2 separate regions of the Homo sapiens genome follow, and region 2 is linked to region 1. A link is an interaction called in ENCODE POLR2A ChIA-PET data of the cell type or tissue named here. Cell type or tissue: Caco-2. All regions are shown on one strand. Each heading gives the region's core, and the rest is flanking DNA. Links, peaks and the distances in the headings are about the cores only.

Region 1 (9,065 bases), core at 567-8,566:
GGGCAGGAAGTCCAAAAGCTCAGAATAATCAAGAAGTTGGCTATTTCCTGGTCACCACTAGACCACAGGCCCTGGAGGAGCTTTTCTATTTTGTTAATGGTTTTATCTTCAGCACCTGTCACACCCTAAGGTACATATTGTTTCACAAATGAGGAACCAAACAATTACCACCACCATTATCATCATTGTTACCAGTTTGACCATTAATAATGCAACTTGTACTTGTTAGCCCTTTTCATGTGTTATCTAATTTAATCATGTCAACAAGTCTATGAAGTAAATATTTTTATAAACTCTTCAGAGATAAGGAAATGAGGTTTAGAGGGATTTACTAATTTGATCAGCAGATATTTATTGGGCACTTGCTGTGTGCCAGAGTGTATGCTAGATGCTGGGATGTAGCAGGTTCCTGTCTTCATGGTGCTTATGTATTTATTTATTTATTTTGAGATGGAGTTTTGCTCTTGTTGCCCAGGCTGGAGTGCAATGGTGCGATCTCAGCTCACTACAACCTCTGCCTCCTGGGTTCAAGTGATTCTCCTGCCTCAGCCTTCTAAGTAGCTGGGATAACAGGCATGCACTACCATGCCCATCTAATTTTGTATTTTTAGTAGAGATGGGGTTTCTCCATGTTGGTCAGGCTGGTCTTGAACTCCCGACCTCAGGTGATCCGCCCACCTTGGCCTCCCAAAGTGCTGGGATTAATAGGCGTGAGCCACTGCACCTGGCCATGGTGCTTATTAACAGATGGACTAATTAAACTTATAACTACTTAACTGACTATGATAAATGCTGCAAATGAAAGATTCAGGGTGCTATATGACTGTGTAACAGAAGGATCCAAGCAAGTCTGAGCAGTCACAAAAGTTTTCTTGAGGACGTTGCATGACTACTAAGATTTAAAGAGTAGGTAGGATTTAGAGAAAATATATTCCAGATAAGGAGAAGAACATGTGTAAAGGTCCTGAAATGAGAACACACTTGGAGTTCCAGAGGAACTCCTAGAGGAAGTTGGGAGGGAGAGAAGCACTGGGGTGTAGATTACGGGAGAGTATGCAGAGAAATAGTATGGGAGTGAGAATTGAGGTAAGGGATTGGATTTATATTTAGGCATGGTGGCTCATGCCTATAATTCCAACACTTTGAAAAGCTGCAGTGGGTGGATTGCTTGAGCTCAGGAGTTTGAGACCAGCCTGGGCAACATGGCGAAACCTTGTTTCGTGTTTTTTTTTTTTTTTTTTTCCCTTTTTCTGGAGAACAGGGTCTCGCTATATTGCCCAGGCAGGTCTCGAACTCCTGGGCTCAAGCTATCCTCCCACCTCTTGCCTCCCTGAGAGCTGGGATTACAGACGTGAGCCACCACGCCCGGCCTGAAACCTTGTTTTGACAAAAAATACAAAAATTAGCCAGGTGTGGTGGCATGTTCCTTTAGTCCCAGCTACTCGGGAGGCTGAGGTGGGAGGATCAGTTGAGCCCGGGAGGCCAAGGCTGCAGCGAGCTCTGTGATCACCCTACAGCACTCCAGCCTGGGTAACAGAGTGAGACCCTGTATCTATCTATCTATCTATCTATCTATCTATCTATCTATCTATCTAAACTATCTGTCTCTGAATAAATAAATAAAATTAAATAAATCAAGGCCGGGCATGGTGGCTCACGCCTGTACTCCCAGCACTTTGGGAGGCTGAGGCAGCGGGATCTCCTGAGGTTGGGAATTTGAGACCAGCCTGACCAACATGGAGAAACCTCATCTCTACTAAAAATACAAAATTAGCTGGGCGTGGTGGCGCATGTGTGTAATCCCAGCTACTCGGGAGGTTGAGGCAGGAGAATCACTTGAATGTGGGAGGAGGAAGTTGCAGTGAGCCGAGATCGTGTTATTGCACTCCAGCCTGGGCAACAAGAGTGAAACTCCATCTCTGGAAAAAAAAAAAAAATTTAAATCAGGTCAGACAAACAAACAAACATTTTAGATGGTGACCACAAGATTGTAAAATTGGGTTAAGTTGTTCAAGAGAATCTAGTTAGGGAATTGAGTTTAATGGAGCTCAGCTCTGGCTTAGAAGTATCATCCAGCACTTGTGTTATGAGGGCAAGTATTTACTTCTTTTCTTTTTTTTTTTTTTTGAGTTGGAGTCTTGCTCTGTTGCCCAGGCTGGAGTGCAGTGGCATGATCTCGGCTCACCACAACCTCCGCCTCCCGGGTTCAAGCGATTCTCCTGCCTCGACCTCCTGAGTAGCTGGGATAACAGGCATGCACCACCATGCCCAGCTAATTTTTTTTTTTTTTTTGGAGATGGAGTCTTGCTCCGTCGCCCAGGCTGGAGTGCAATAGTGTGACCTCAGCTCACTGAAACCTCCGCCTTCTGGGTTCAAGCAATTCTCCTGCCTCAGCCTCCCAAAGTAGCTGGGACTACAGGCACCCACCACCACACCCAGCTAATTTTTTTGTATTTTTTTAGTAGAGACGGGGTCTCACCGTGTTGCCCAGGCTGGTTTTGAACTCCTGAGCTCAGCCAGTCCGCCCGCCTCGGCTTTCCAAAGTGCTAGGATTACAGGTGTGAGCCACTGCACCTGGCCTCATGCCCGGCTAATTTTTGTATTTTTAGTAGAGACAGGGTTTCACCATGTTGGCTAGGCTGGTCTCGAACACCTGGCCTTAGGTGATCCACCTGCCTCCGCCTCCCAAAGTGCTGGGATTACAGGCGTGAGCCTGGACTTCATCTCTGATGAAGTCTGACTTCACCTGGACTTCATCTCTGAATTTTTTTTTTTTAAAGTATAACAGCAGGATCCAAGCAAGTCTGAGCAGTCATAAAAGTTTTCTTGTGACTCTTTTTTAATAATTAAAAAATATAATTCATTTATTATAATATTCACTCTTTTTTTTTTTGAGACCGAGTCTCTGTCACCCAGGCTGGAGTACAGTGGCGCGATCTCCGCTCACTGCAAGCCCCGCCTCCCGGGTTCACACCATTCTCTTGCCTCAGCCTCCCCAGTAGCTGGGACTGCAGGCACCCGCCACCACGCCCAGCTAATTTTTTTTTTTTTTAGTAGAGATGGGGTTTCACTGTGTTAGCCAGGATGGTCTCGATCTCCTGACCTCGTGATCCACCCGCCTCAGCCTCCCAAAGTGCTGGGATTACAGGCTTGAGCCACTGCACCCGGCTTATTCACTTTTAAAGTAGATAATTTAATGGTTTTTAGTATATTCACAAAGTTGTACAACTGTTACCACTATTTAATTCCTGAACATTTTTACCATCCCAAAAGGAAACTCCTTACCCATAAGTAGTCACTCCCCATACTGTCATCTCCCAGCCCTTAGCACCCACTAATCATCTTTCCGTCCTATGATTTGTCTATTCTAGTCATTTCATATAAATGAAATCGTGGGCCATCTGGATTGGCCGCTGCCATCACTCTGGCTGCAGCAGGGAGGCGTGGCCAGAGCCAGTCAGAGCCAGGGACAAGTGGGAGCCCTGCCCCTTCCGAGTTGGGGCGGTGCCCAAGTCATGGCTGTGGATCTAGGCCTCTTGCTCCACGGAGCAAGCAGGAGCTCCGCTCTTCCGAGTGCAGTTACGGCCGCCCAAACTGTGACTGCGGACCCAGGCATCTGTGTACTCTTGTGGGGCCCAGGAAGGCTGCCCCAGCCCTCGCAGGCTCAGAGGTGTCTGCTCCTGCTGCCTGGCTTCTCCCTGCTGTCGACACCAGCTCTGATCTTGGAGCAAAGCTGGGGCCAAGCCCAGGTACTGTCGCAGCCTGGCCAGGTGTACACACATTCGGGGCAGTGCTGACACGCCAGCCTCTTGCCTCCTTGGCCCCCTCTGGACTTTGGGCACCAACAGGCATAGGAGGGAAGCCAAAGCGGGGCTGAAGGCAGCTCAGCAGTGGCCTGCCCGTGCCCCTTGGCACCTACAGGGCACTATGAATGGCAGTGAGAGGCAGACAGCTTCCTGGGCAGAAGGGGGCAGGTTCCCATTGAGACCCCACCTTCAGGCCAGGGAGTGCCTGAAGTCTGGGGCTAGGCTGCCAGTCCCGTGGACAGGAGTGGGAACTTAACGGTACCTTTTCCAGGCCTGCCCATGGCCACCCATGGACAAATCAACATGTACTTCCTTCCCTCTGAGGCTCATAAAAACTTTGGGTCTGGGTGTAGTGGCTCATGCCTGTAATCCCAGCACTTTGGGAGGCTAAGGCAGGCAGATCACCTGAGGTCAGGAGTTTGAGACCAACCTGGCCAACATGGTGAGACCCCATCTGTACTAAAAATACAAAAAAATTAGCCGAGCGTGGTGGTGGGCGCCTGTAATCCCAGCTACTTAGGAGGTCGAGGCAGGAGAATCCCTTGAACCCAGGAGACAGAGGTTGCAGTGAGATCACGCCATTGCACTCCAGCCTGGGTGAAAAGAGTGAGACTGTCTCAAAAAAAAGCAAACAAACCAACCTTGGGCTCAGCCAGAGCTGAACAGACATCGGGACAACCGGCTGCAGAGAGGAGCTATCCACTCTAGAGACTTCTCTGCTGAGAGCTGGGAAGACATTCAGACGACCTGCCTGCAGAGAGGAGCTGCCCACTCCAAGGTCCTCCTCTGAGCTATTCTGCCACTCAATAAAGCTCTTCTTTGTCTTGCTCACCCTCCGCTTGTCTGCATACTCCATTTGTTCTGGTTGCAGGACAAGAACTTGGGACCTGTTTAATGGCAGGGCTAAAAGAGCTGCAACAGAAACAGGGCTGAGATGTGCCCCTTTTTCACCAGGTTGTGGGTGAAGAGAAGGAAAGAAGAGCTGCAGCCCTTCAGGGAGCCCAGACCTGGGAGCTCCCTGAGCCAGGGCTGTGACTCCCTCCTTGGAGCCCTGTGGTTGCTGGCATCTCCAAGCTTCTGAGCGCCACGTGTTCCCCAGTGCCAGCTGTGAAAGCTGCTTGTGGTGCACCTGGTCCGGCCTCGCAGAGAGCCAGTGCCTGTGCCAGCACCTGCAGCTGCCCGCCCTGCTGCAGCAGCCGGCATGTCTGACTGTGCACATTGGCCAGACCCCATGCTCACTCACATACCCCTCACTGGCCTATGCCTGACTTGCCCTTGGCAGGCGTGGGACCCAGGCTGGTAGTGTGAGCGGAGGACAGCCTGCCAAGACAAGTGGGTGAAACAAGCCCAGTGGACCAGAGCAAAATTCGGGCAAAGATGCCACCAGCCACAGACTTTTCCGGCCAGAAAAATGACACTCCAAAAATCCCGTAACAATATGTGAGGCCAGCTGACTTTCCAAGGACTGTACAGCTAGTAAAATGGAAGTGCTGATATTCAAACACAAATTTGTGTTTGGGTTTGGATATAAAACTTGTGCTCCTAACAGCCATAAGGACCCAATCCAAAGGCAGACTTTGATAATCAACATAAATATGTTTAGAAGGTTATGGCTAAAGGAAAGACTGGAAACAAAAACAATTTTTTTTTTCTTTTTTGAGACAGAGTCTCGCTCTGTCGCCCTGGAGGGCAGTGGCATAATCTCGGCTCACTGCAACCTCCACCTCCTGGGTTCAAGTGATTCTCCTGCCTCAGTCTCCCGAGTACCTGGGATTACAGGCGCCCACCACTGTGCCTGGCTAATTTTTGTATTTTTACAAAATACAAAATACAGCCTTTTACAAAATACAGCCTGTTGGCCAGGCTGGTTTCAAACTCCTGACCTCAGGTGATCTGCTCGCCTCAGCCTCCCAAAGTGCTGGGATTACACATGTGAGCCACCTCGCCCGGCCAACAAAAACAATTTTTAAAAGAACTTGAGAAAACCTGGAGGCAATGATTATTGCCTTCAAATACATGAAGGGTTTGACTTCTTGTATGAAAAACAAGAACTGAACTTACTTTGTATGATGTCAGAGTGGGGAACTAGGCACAAACCGTAGAAGTTACAGGGAGATGGGTTTGGGCTTTCTATGTGGGAGAACATTCAGATAGTTAGCAGTGTCTGAAAATGTTTCAGTTTTGACCAGGGAGGTATTTAAGTAACAGATGGATCATTATAGACAGAGAGGCTAGTATTGGTTGCGTACGTGGGAAAGGTAATGGTGAGGCTGGATGTGGTGGCTCACACCTGTAATCCCAGCACTTTGGGAGGCTGAGGTGGGCGGATCACGAGGTCAGGAGTTGGAGACCAGCCTGGCCAACATAGTGAAATCACGTCTCTACTAAAAATACAAAAAATTATCCGGGTTTGGTGACAGGCACCTGTAATCCCAGCTACTCAGGAAGCTGAGGCCGGAGAATCGCTTGAACCTGAGAGGCGGAGGTTGTAGTGAGCTGAGATCGCACCATTGCACTCTAGCCCTAGCAACAGTGCAAGACTCCCTCTCAAGCAAAAAAAAAAAAAAGAAAGAAAAGAAAGGAAGGTAGTGGTGGGCACTGAGAGTGGAAAGCCAGTAAGGAGAATTTGAAGCTTCTGATAAATGAACTTAGGCAGGGACTGGGCTTTTCCAGGATGCCTAAGATGAGAGTAAACTCCTTGTAAGCTTTGGAATGTAGAGCCTGGGCAACATGGCAAAACCCCATCTCTACAAAGAAAAAATTAGCCGAGTGTAGTGGCACACATCTGTAGTCCCAGCTACTTGGGAGGATGAGGCAGGAGAATGGCTTAAGTCTAGGGGGTCGAGGTTGCAGTGAGCCATGGTGATGCCACTTTACCCCAGCCTGGGTGACAGAGCAAGACCTTGTCTCAAAAACAAAAGAATTGGAATATAGATCAAGGTGTTGTTCATCTTGGAATAAAATAAGAGCTGTCATGTAATAGCCGACTTGCTTTGCAACAGGAGTATAGGATATAGTATATAGTAGTAGAGAGAGCTCTGATTGTGGGGTCAGCTAGAACATGACTTATTAGTTGTGTGCATTAGGCATGTTAATTCGCTTTTCTGAGCTTTGATTTCCTCACTATAAAATGCGGTAGAAATATCTACTTCACAGGCATGGAACATAGGCACTGGAGACTTGGAAGGGTGGGAAGGCAGGAGGGGGATGAGGGATGAGAAATTACTTAATGGGTACAATGTTCATCATTTGAGTAATGGTTACGCTAAAAACCCAGATTTCACCAATAAGCAATGTATCCATTTAACAAAATGGCACTTGTACTCCCTAAATCTATATAAAAGAAAATACAAAGAACTATGCCTCACAGAATGGTTGTGAGGATTAAAGGAGATGGTGTTTGGCATATAGCAGGTGCTCAGTAAATGGTAGGATTTTTGAATGGCTATTATCATTAGCTATGAACTTCATTAGTATAAATTGGTATCAGTTTTTTGAGAGGTAGTGTGGAAGAATAGAAGGGATGGACTTTGGATTCAGGCAGACCTGGGTTTGAATTTCTCTTACCAAACCTATAACTTTGGGCAATTTACATAAACTTTTTTTTCCTGTGTAAAATAGAGCCAGTTATCTCAATAATGCCCCATCAGAGAGGGTTGCTGTAACAATTAATTGAAATAATATGGGCCAGGCCTGGTGGCTCACTCCTGTAATCCCAGCATTTTGGGAGGCCAAGGCAGGAAGATTGCTTGAGGCCAGGAGTTCGAGACAGCATGGGCAATATAGTAAGATCCGGTCTCTTAAAAAAAAAAAATTAAAAAGACAAATAGTATGCGTAAAGTGCCTAGTAAATAGGACTCAATAAATGGTAGTAACAATGCTATTTTAAATAATATTTATTAATACACAAATATATTCTGTTACTTTCATGAAACAGCTCTCAGTTGCTTGCATCAAAGACCCCTGACCCACTGCTCTCACCACCCACTCCAGACTCTGATGTCTTAAGCTACTCACATGCTCTAGATTTTGCCCTGTGACTTCAGTTTTTTGGTAGTTGTGCAGTCCTTGCTTGGTTCCTGGCTCATGGGAGTATTTTTGTTACCCAGTGCAGCATCTGTGTCCTCATTCATTCATTCGCTGGCGTCACCATCCTCCTCTTCCACTTGCAGGGCCAGAGCTGCTCTTCATTTGCTGATGGGGAGGAGAGGGTAATTGTAGATACAGTCCCAAAATAGATTACTTTTGTCTGGATAAATAATGCCAAGCATTGCAGGGGAGAGGAAGCACATTTCCCAGAGCTGACCGGGAGAGTTCATACCATAATTTGAATGTCTTCCAGAAAGTTGTCAACTCTTTTTTCTTTTTCTTTTTTTTTTTTTTTTTTGAGATGGAGTTTCGCTCTTGTTGCCCAGGCTGGAGTGCAATGGCGTGATCTCGGCTCACAGCAACCTCCGCCTCCCGGGTTCAAGCCATTCTCCTGCCTCAGCCTCTGGAGTAGCTGGGATTACAGGCATGCGCCACCACGCCCGGCTAATTTTGTATTTTTAGTAGAGACGAGGTTTCTCCATGTTGGTCAGGCTGGTCTCAAACTCCGGACCTCAGGTGATCCGCCCACCTCGGCCTCCCAAAGTGCTGGGATTACAGGCGTGAGCCACTGGGCCTGGCCGAAAGTTGTCAATTCTTAAGCCTGGCTTTTAGATAATTAAAACCTTGGTTATTGTACAGACTCAGAAATCTGAACAATTAAAATGAGAAAGCAGTCTCATTTTGATCTTTTTTTCCCATCCAGTCCCTCTTCTATATGAAGTGACCCATTTAAAAATATATTCTGTTCACTCTCATTTCTATTGTTTGTCATGGTTAATAGATCCCGGCCCTGGAGAGACTTTAGAGTCCTCTGATCTAACTTCAAAGTACATAGCTAGTGGTTGGGGGAGCTGGCCTGACCTCTCCTGGGGCCCCAGTTTCCTACTCTGTCTTTTATGCTGACCAATATTAGGTTAAGTGTATTGCACACATACTTTACAAAGTCTTTTAGTACCTGATTCAATTGTGCTTCTGGGATCATCTGCACATTTTGCCCTTCTGTCTATTCACATCCTTCCCAATCTTCATGGTTTTACATCCTCTGGGAGACTTTTCTTAAGTTTTATCTTTCCGCCTCCTAATTTCCTAAGCACTAACATCTTCATTTATGTGAGAAAAGGTGTAGAATAGTGGGGAAATTATGGATTTTGGTGTCAGAGAAACCCAAGA
Region 2 (9,065 bases), core at 432-8,431, 100 kb after region 1:
GCTGGGATTATAGGTATAAGCCACTGTGCCTGGCCTTTATACATCATTTTTTATTATTTTCTGCTTTAACTGAGGGAGAAGGCAATTCACCTCTTGGGAGAGTTGGGAATGCCGCTCACCTTTTGAGAAGTAAGTCATTTTAAAAATCATTTACAGGCTAGGCACAGTGGCCCATGCCTGTACCCAGCACTCTGGGAGTCCAAGGCAGGAGGATCACTTGAGCCCAGGAGTTTGAGACCAGCCTAGGCAACATAGTGAGACCTTGTCTCTACAAAAAAATAAACAAAATAGGCTGGTTGTAGTGGCTCACACCTGTAATCCCATCACTTTGGGAGGCTGGGGTGGGCAGATCAATTGAGGCCAGGAATTCAAGACCAGCCTGGCCAACATAATGAAACCCCATCTCTACTAAAAATATAAAAATCGGAGGGAAGGGATAGCATTAGGAGATGTACCTAATGTTAAATGACGAGTTAATGGGTGCAGCACACCAGCATGGCACATGTATACATATGTAACTAACCTGCACATTGTGCACGTGTACCCTAAAACTTAAAGTATAATAATAAAAAAAAATCTACTAAAAAAAATAAAAATAAAAAAAAAATCAGCTGGGCATGGTGGCACACGCCTGTAATCCCAGCTACTCCGGAGGCTAAGGCACAAGAATCGCTTGAACCCAGGAGGCAGAGGTTGCAGTGAGCCGAGGTTGCGCCACTGCACTCCAGCCTGTGTTACTGAGCAAGACTCTGTCTCAAAAAATAAAATTAGCTGGATGTGGTAGTGTGTGCCTGTAGTCCCAGCTGCTCGAGAGGCTGGGATGGAAGGATTGCTTGAGCCTAGGAGGTCAGGGCTGCAGTGAGCTGTGATTGTGCCATTGCATTCCAGGCTGGGTGACAGAGTGAGACCATGTCTCAAAAACAAACATAACTGTGCTCCTTTTCTATTTCTTATTCTCTTTTTATTTGAGCTTACTGAAAGATGATTCATCCATTTATTAATCACCTACTATATTTCAGCCAGTCTTCTGGATACTGAATAAAATAAATAAAACTGCCCTTATAGATCTTACATGCTAGAGATGTGGGACTAGACGTGATTTGCTGATGACTTGGATGTTAAGTATGAGAGAAAAGGAGGAGTTGGGATGATTCAAAAAATTTTGGCCTGAGAAGTAGGTGAATTGTGTTCCATTTACTAATTGGAGGAGGAGGAGTTGTATTGGGATGGGGCAGGGGAAATAAAAGTTTTCTTTGGACATGTTCAGTTTGAGGTTTCCAGTCTAGCCTAGGTGTTCACTGCCTACCAGCAAGCAATTGGATAGATACCACCTGTATCAGGACAGAACCTGAAGTATGTTGCTTACAAGTAAAGGATCCACTACTAAGTTAGCAGTCCTTTTATTCCGAGGAAGCAAAATGAAGAAGAAAAGTCTTAGAAAATGTTAGAGTTGATGGATATATCCCTATAGTTCTTCCCAAACTTATTTATTATGGTTTAATTGACATAGAACAAAGTAAAATGGAAAGTTGGATAATTAAAGCCAAAGTCCCTACTTTTTTCTTAATAACTTATGTGGGAATTATTGTTGCTGGGAATGTGTCTGGAATTGCATATCTTGGTCCATCATTTCTGGAGCATTTGCAGCTGGTTGTTTTTTAATAAAAGTGTACATGTATGCATGTGTATAAAAGATTTGTTATTCTGATAATGGCTTATGCATGAAGTGATTGCTGATACTGAAATTACAAAAGTGAGGCTGGGCGCGGTGGCTCACGCCTGTGATCCTAGCACTTTGGGAGGCCAAGGCAGAAGGATAGCTTGAGCCCAGGAGTTCAAGACCACCCTGGGCAACATAGGGGGACCCCATCTCTCCAAAAAAAAGTTAAAAAATTAGCTGGACATGCCAGCCCATGTTTGTAATCTCAGCTATTGGGAAGCTCAGGCAGGAGGATCACTTGTTCCTGAGAGGCTAAGGCTGTAGTGAGTTGTAATCATGCCCCTGCACTTCAGCCTGAGCAACAGAGTGAGACCCTGTCTTTAAAAAAAACACAAAAACTATAAAAGTGAGTTTGGAAAACAAAAAGTGAATCTGAAATTTCTCTATTCTTTATTCTGAAAGATCTATATCTGTATATTTTCTATAGCTATACCTATATATAGGTATATGTGGAAATATCTGAACTCTTTTTTTTTTTTTTTACGATGTTTCTTTTTTTCTTTTTTTCTTTTTTATTTATTTTTTTTTTTATTGATCATTCTTGGGTGTTTCTCGCAGAGGGGGATTTGGCAGGGTCACAGGACAATAGTGGAGAGAAGGTCAGCAGATAAACAAGTGAACAAAGGTCTCTGGTTTTCCTAGGCAGAGGACCCTGCGGCCTTCCGCAGTGTTTGTGTCCCTGGGTACTTGAGATTAGGGAGTGGTGATGACTCTTAAGGAGCATGCTGCCTTCAAGCATCTGTTTAACAAAGCACATCTTGCACCGCCCTTAATCCATTCAACCCTGAGTGGATACAGCACATGTTTCAGAGAGCACAGGGTTGGGGGTAAGGTCACCGATCAACAGGATCCCAAGGCAGAAGAATTTTTCTTAGTACGGAACAAAATGAAAAGTCTCCCATGTCTACCTCTTTCTACACAGACACGGCAACCATCCGATTCTCAATCTTTTCCCCACCTTTCCCCCCTTTCTATTCTACAAAACCGCCATTGTCCTCATGGCCCGTTCTCAATGAGCTGTTGGGTACACCTCCCAGACGGGGTGGTGGCCGGGCAGAGGGGCTCCTCACTTCCCAGTAGGCGCGGCCAGGCAGAGGCGCCCCTCACCTCCCGGACGGGGCGGCTGGCCGGACGGGGGGGCTGACCCCCCAGACCTCCCTCCCCGACGGGGCGGCTGGCCGGGCGGGGGGGCTGACCCCCCCACCTCCCTCCTGGACGGGGCGGCTGGCCGGGCAGAGGGGCTCCTCACTTCCCAGTAGGGGCGGCCGGGCAGAGGCGCCCCTCACCTCCCAGACGGGGCGGCTGGCCGGGCAGAGTGGCTCCTCACTTCCCAGTAGGGGCGGCCGGGCAGAGGCGCCCCTCACCTCCCGGACGGGGCGGCTGGCCGTGCGGGGGGCTGACCCCCCCACCTCCCTCCCGGACGGGGCGGCTGGCCGGGCGGGGGGCTGACCCCCCCCACCTCCCTCCCGGACGGGGCGGCTGGCCGTGTGGGGGGCTGACCCCCCCACTTCCCTCCCGGACGAGGTGGCTGCCAGGCGGAGACGCTCCTCACTTCCCAGACGGGGTGGCTGCTGGGCGGAGGGGCTCCTCACTTCTCAGACGGGGTGGCTGCTGGGCGGAGGGGCTCCTCACTTCTCAGACGGGGCGGTTGCCAGGCAGAGGGTCTCCTCACTTCTCAGACGGGGCGGCCGGGCAGAGACGCTCCTCACATCCCGGACAGGGTGGCAGGGCAGAGGTGCTCCCCACATCTCAGACGATGGGCGGCCGGGCAGAGACGCTCCTCACTTCCCAGATGTGATGGCGGCCGGGAAGAGGCGCTCCTCACTTCCTAGATGGGATGGCGGCCGGGCAGAGAGGCTCCTCACTTTCCAGACTGGGCGGCCGGGCAGAGAGGCTCCTCACTTTCCAGACTGGGCAGCCAGGCAGAGGGGCTCCTCACATCCCAGAAGATGGGCGGCCAGGCAGAGATGCTCCTCACTTCCCAGACAGGGTGGCGGCCGGGCAGAGGCTGCAATCTCGGCACTTTGGGAGGCCAAGGCAGGCTGCTGGGAGGTGGAGGTTGTAGCGAGCCGAGATCACACCACTGCACTCCAGCCTGGGGCACCATTGAGCACTGAGTGAACGAGACTCCGTCTGCAATCCCGGCACCTCGGGAGGCCGAGGCTGGCGGATCACTCATGGTTAGGAGCTGCAGACCAGCCCAGCCAACACAGCGAATCCCCGTCTCCACCAAAAAAACACGAAAACCAGTCAGGCGTGGCGGCGCGCGCCTGCAATTGCAGGCACTCGGCAAGCTGAGGCAGGAGAATCAGGCAGGGAGGTTGCAGTGAGCTGAGATGGCAGCAGTACCGTCCAGCTGGGCATCAGAGGGAGACCGTGGAAAGAGAGGGAGAGGGAGACCGTGGGGAGAGGGAGGGGGAGGGGAAGGGGGAGGGAGAGGGAGAGGGAGAGGGAGAGGGAGAAGGAGAGGGAGAGGGAGAGGAATAGCTGAACTCTTGAATCCTCCTGGTGCATCTTAGAACATTATCTTTTGTGTAAGTGGGTTCCTAAGAATTAGGAGAGGTATCTTAATTTTCTTTTTATTTTTTATATTTACTTTAAAATTTTTTGTAGAGATGGAGTCTCATTATATTGCCCAGGCTGGTCTCGAACTCCTGGGCTCAAGTAATCTTCCTGCCTTGGCCTCCCAGAGTGTTGGGATTACACAGGTGTGAGCCACTGCACCTGGTCTTAATTTTAAAATAAAATAGCAGGGCTGGGCACGGTGGCCTATAATCCCAGCACTCTGGGAGGCTGAGATGGGAGAATCACTTGAGCTCAGGAGTTTGAGACTAACTTGGGCAACATGGTGAAACTCTGTCTCTACCGAAAAATACAGAAATAAGGCACAGTGGTGTGCGCCTGTAGTCCCAGCTACTCGGGAGGCTGAGGCAGGAGAATCACTTGAGCCTGGGAGGCAGAGGTTGCAGTGAGCTGAGATGGGGACATTGCACTCCAGCCTGGGTGATGGGAGTGAAACTCTGTCAAACAAACAAACAAACAAACAAATAAATAAATGCAACACATGGAAACTATGGAAATGAAATGGGGATAGGGAAAACTTTTTAGCTGAAGCATTAGACTTCAGATGATTAGAGGAATATCTTTTTGTTTGAAGAAGTAAAAGGTGTTTACTTCAGCCTTGTTGGGAGGTTGGTGATGATAACTCAACCTTTACATCAAACACAAGTCCTTTTGTTGGGAAACACAGGCTTCAGGAAGTCTTGGAAGAGTGAAAAAAGGGAAGTTTATAACATATTTCAAGGGAATAAGAGTATTTCATTATTTCTAACACATTGTTTGTTTTCTCTTTGAACAGATAACATGCCTGGACATTTCCAGCAGAGGAGGTCTTGGTGTGTCTTCTAGTACTGACGGGACCATGAAAATCTGGCAGGCTTCCAATGGAGAACTCAGGGTAAAGGATTTGGATGTACTTTTAGGTCTTAAACACAAAGGGTGGTCTGAGAAGCCTTGGACTGGGACATGGAAGGAAGAATGGCCCATTCTAAAAATGTGGGACCACTCTGCATGTCAGTTGATCTCTTTTCTCCCATTTGTGTGTTTCTTTTTCTTTTTCTCTTTTTTTTTTTTTTTTTTTTTTTGAGACAGTCTTGCTGTGTTGCCCAGGCTGGAGTGCAGTGGTGTGATCTCAGCTCACTGCAACCTCCGCCTCCTGGGTTCAAGCGATTCTTGTGCCTCAGCCTCCCAAGTAGCTGAGATTACAGGCATGTGCCACCACACACATCTAATTTTTGTATTTTTAGTAGAGATGGGCTTTCGCCATGTCGGCCAGGCTGGTTTCCAACTCCTCACGTCAAGTGATCTGCCCACCTTGGCCTCCCAAAGTGCTGGGATTACAGGTGTGAGCCACCGCTCCTGGCCTCTCAGCTGTCAATTCGAGAACCTTTCTCAAGCTCAGTGATTTGGCAGAACAGAGTGGGGCTGGAGCAGTTAAGGAGCCAGACCAGTGAAGGTCTAAGTGGGTGTGCCCTTGTTTTTTAATTGCCTTCAGTGATCCATTTCCAAGACAGAATAGCTTGGCTGTTAGACTGAATCTATGGCTGAGCCTCCAACCTTTACAAAGGATTTTAAACAGAGATGAGTGAAAAAGTCCCCAAGCCACCTCAGCTCTTTAACTAGATCTAGAGATGGCTGTGAAAGCCATGGAATTCTTTTTTTTTTTTTTTAACCTAGGCTCTGGGGTGTTTTTACATGGAATTCAGTTCTATAACCTCTATAGCTGAATTCGAGGAAACACCTTTTAGAACACTGCCTGCTAGACAAATGAGCTAAGAGATCCTTTGGATATCCTTAGTTTTAAAACCCAGCATGTGGGTTTAGCATGTAGGTATTTCATATAAGGGACCAGAGTATGGGAGGTAAGAGAACATCAAGGGATGGACAAGAGAACTAGCATGGAATTTTCTTTTGTTTTTCCAGAGAGTATTGGAAGGACATGTGTTTGATGTGAATTGTTGCAGGTTTTTCCCATCAGGCCTTGTGGTCCTGAGTGGGGGAATGGATGCCCAGCTGAAGATATGGTCAGCTGAAGATGCTAGCTGCGTGGTGACCTTCAAAGGTCACAAAGGAGGTATGAAGTGTGCTTTCTCCAAAAGGCTTCTCTAATGATCCCCAGAAATGAATCACTGAAAAGGTAGAAACAAGCTAGTTTATTCACAAATACACAAATAATCCATCCAGCTGGGCATTTAGATGAGCTGCCATTTCCCTAAGGACCAGAAATTCCTTTGCCACACAGTCTTTTTATTGCTATCTTGAACTGTCTTACACAGTTGGTTTGATACCTAAAGCCTTTTCCAGCTGGGTGCAGTGGTGCATGCCTGTAATCCCAGCTTTAAAAGTTGTTTTCTGGCCGGGCGCGGTGGCTCACGCCTGTAATCCCAGCACTTTGGGAGGCCGAGGCGGGCGGATCACGAGGTCAGGAGATGGAGACCATCCCGGCTAAAACGGTGAAACCCCGTCTCTACTAAAAATACAAAAAATTAGCCGGGCGTAGTGGCGGGCGCCTGTAGTCCCAGCTACTTGGGAGGCTGAGGCAGGAGAATGGCGTGAACCCGGGAGGCGGAGCTTGCAGTGAGCCGAGATCCCGCCACTGCACTCCAACCTGGGCGACAGAGCGAGACTCCGTCTCAAAAAAAAAAAAAAAAAAAAAAAAAAAAAAAAAGTTGTTTTCTACAATTGATAAAGGAAAAAAAAAATCCTCTCCAGGAAATCGTATACTTGTGTGCTGGGAAATAGAGAGAGAGAGTGAGAGAAAAGGAGATGTGTCTGCATTTTCTCATATTAGTCTTTTTGGCTGAGGGAACAGTAAAAGCTGGGTGGCTAATGGCTGCATCATCAGACATTATGATAGAGCTTGATGATTCCCATAGATTTAAATTACAGTTCGTGTTTTAAAAATGGATTAGCCATATAACCAGTTAATATCAGATTATAGATATACAGTGGGAACATCTTCCCTTTGTAACTGAGTTTTGTGGGGAAAAAATATTATTTAGGTATGTTTTATCCTTAATTGGAGTATTAAAAAGGAGATAAGTATGCTATTCCTATTTTACAAGTTTGAATATTTTAAAAATATGTGATAATATCCCCAAATAATTCCTTGATCCTTCTTCTGGAACCATAATACATATTGCGTGTACCACTCATTTGGGAATTAATTTGTATTGCCCTCTACTTCTGGGATTTTTAACTCTGTGTTTTTGTGAACCTCAGTACATTGTAACTTGTGTGTGGAGATCAAGTTTTAAGATTTTTTTTTTTTTTTAAGATGGAGTCTCACTCTGTCGCCTAGGCCGGAGTCCAGTGGCATGATCTCAGCTCAGTGTAACCTCTGCTTCCCAAGTAGCTGGGACTACGGGTACACGCCCCACACCTGGCTAATTTTTGTATTTTTAGTAGAGATGGGGTTTCACCATATTGGTCAGGCTGGTCTCAAACTCTTGACCTCAGGGTGATCCACCAGCCTCGGCCTCCCAAAGTGCTGGGATAACAGGCATTAGCCACTGCGCCTTGCCTTTTTTTTTTTTTTTTTTTAGTTTCGCTTGTTGCCCAGTCTGGAGTGCAGTGATGCCAGCTCGGCTCACTGCAACCTCCCCATCCCAGGCTCATGCGATCCTTGTGCCTCAGCTTCTCAAGTAGCTGGGATCACAGGCGTGCACCACCACATCCAACTAATTTTTGTATTTTTTAGTAGAGATGGGGTTTCGCTGTGTTGGCTGGGCTGGTCTTAAACTGGCCTCAAGTGATCTGCCTACCTTGGCCTCCCAAAGTGCTGGGATTACAGGTATGAGCCACTGCGCCTGGCCCAAGTTTTAAGTTTTAATATTTCTTTATAACATTTTGCCAGATTACATGCTGATGTTTTAGCAAACACACACATTAACCTAAGTACATAAATGGTTTACTTCCATGATGTAAGAAAACGGGTACATTGAGAGGGAATAGAAACAATATTCAGAGCCTTCCTTACATTACTGAAGAACTCATCACCTCCTGAAGAACTGAGAGATTGAAGGAGTCAGAATGGCCTACAGATCTGGGGAGTCCAGGAGCCAAAGTAGTCTAGAGGAACAGTGCAAGCTTCACCTCCGATCTGGCCATCCCTCTGAAGGTGTGGGCACAGGAAAACATTTCAGTGGAACAAGTCATGACTCAGCATGTTGAACTTAATTAACAAGATGCATATTCAACATCAGTGCACATCCAGTTTATAAATACCTTTGGATCACTGCAATTATTGTTCCCTTTACAGAATCCTAAGTCTCCCAACATTCCTTAATTCTCCCTAAGAATATGTATGGACCTTTAGCTTAGAGTAAATAGTAGAATGTTATTTATTTATTTATTATTATTTTTTTTGAGATGGAGTCTCACTCTGTCTCCTAGGCTGGGGTGCAGTGGCGCGATCTTGGCTCACTGCAACCTCTGCCTCCTTGGTTCAAGCAATTCTCCTGCCGCAGCCTCCCCAGTAACTGGGATTACAGGCATGCGCCACCATGCCCGGCTAATTTTTTTTTGTATTTTTAGTAGAGACTGGGTTTCACCATATTGGCCAGGCTGGTCTCAAACTCCTGACCTTGTGATCGCCTGCCGTGGCCTCCCAAAGTGCCGGGATTACAGGCGTGAGCCACTGCGCCCGGCCTAGAATGTTAAATCAATTTAGATATAAGCTTTTATTCATGTAGTTGTTCCATTCTTTTGGCCTTGTGAGAAAGTCCTGGGGTAGAGTAGTGCCTTCTGCAGAGTATAACAGCCCTGACTTTTTTCTTGAGAAGGG

Evidence for each region. Peaks named below come from ENCODE experiments on the same cell type or tissue, not always from the same donor. Only the 100,000 strongest peaks of a DNase experiment are listed, where the experiment ranks them.
Region 2: POLR2A ChIA-PET joins it to region 1 with 20 read pairs; 12 of 35 experiments call an interaction of 5 or more read pairs at or near these places.

Annotation. Positions count from the first base shown.
Region 1 is chr11:73,792,636-73,801,700 of GRCh38, forward strand. All of the region lies in intron 1 of MRPL48 (mitochondrial ribosomal protein L48), which reads left to right. Among named protein-coding and RNA genes, the nearest start is that of MRPL48, 9.3 kb to the left of the region's middle. RefSeq lists an enhancer at 4,487-5,006. In Caco-2, for the core only: no CTCF peak of the experiment used is centred there; a DNase peak (open chromatin) is centred at 3,606.
Region 2 is chr11:73,894,068-73,903,132 of GRCh38, forward strand. PAAF1 (proteasomal ATPase associated factor 1) reads left to right here. Exons shown (of 12, transcript NM_025155.3): 5 at 5,079-5,177; 6 at 6,203-6,353. Among named protein-coding and RNA genes, the nearest start is that of PAAF1, 22 kb to the left of the region's middle. RefSeq lists an enhancer at 2,895-3,674. In Caco-2, for the core only: no CTCF peak of the experiment used is centred there; no DNase peak of the experiment used is centred there.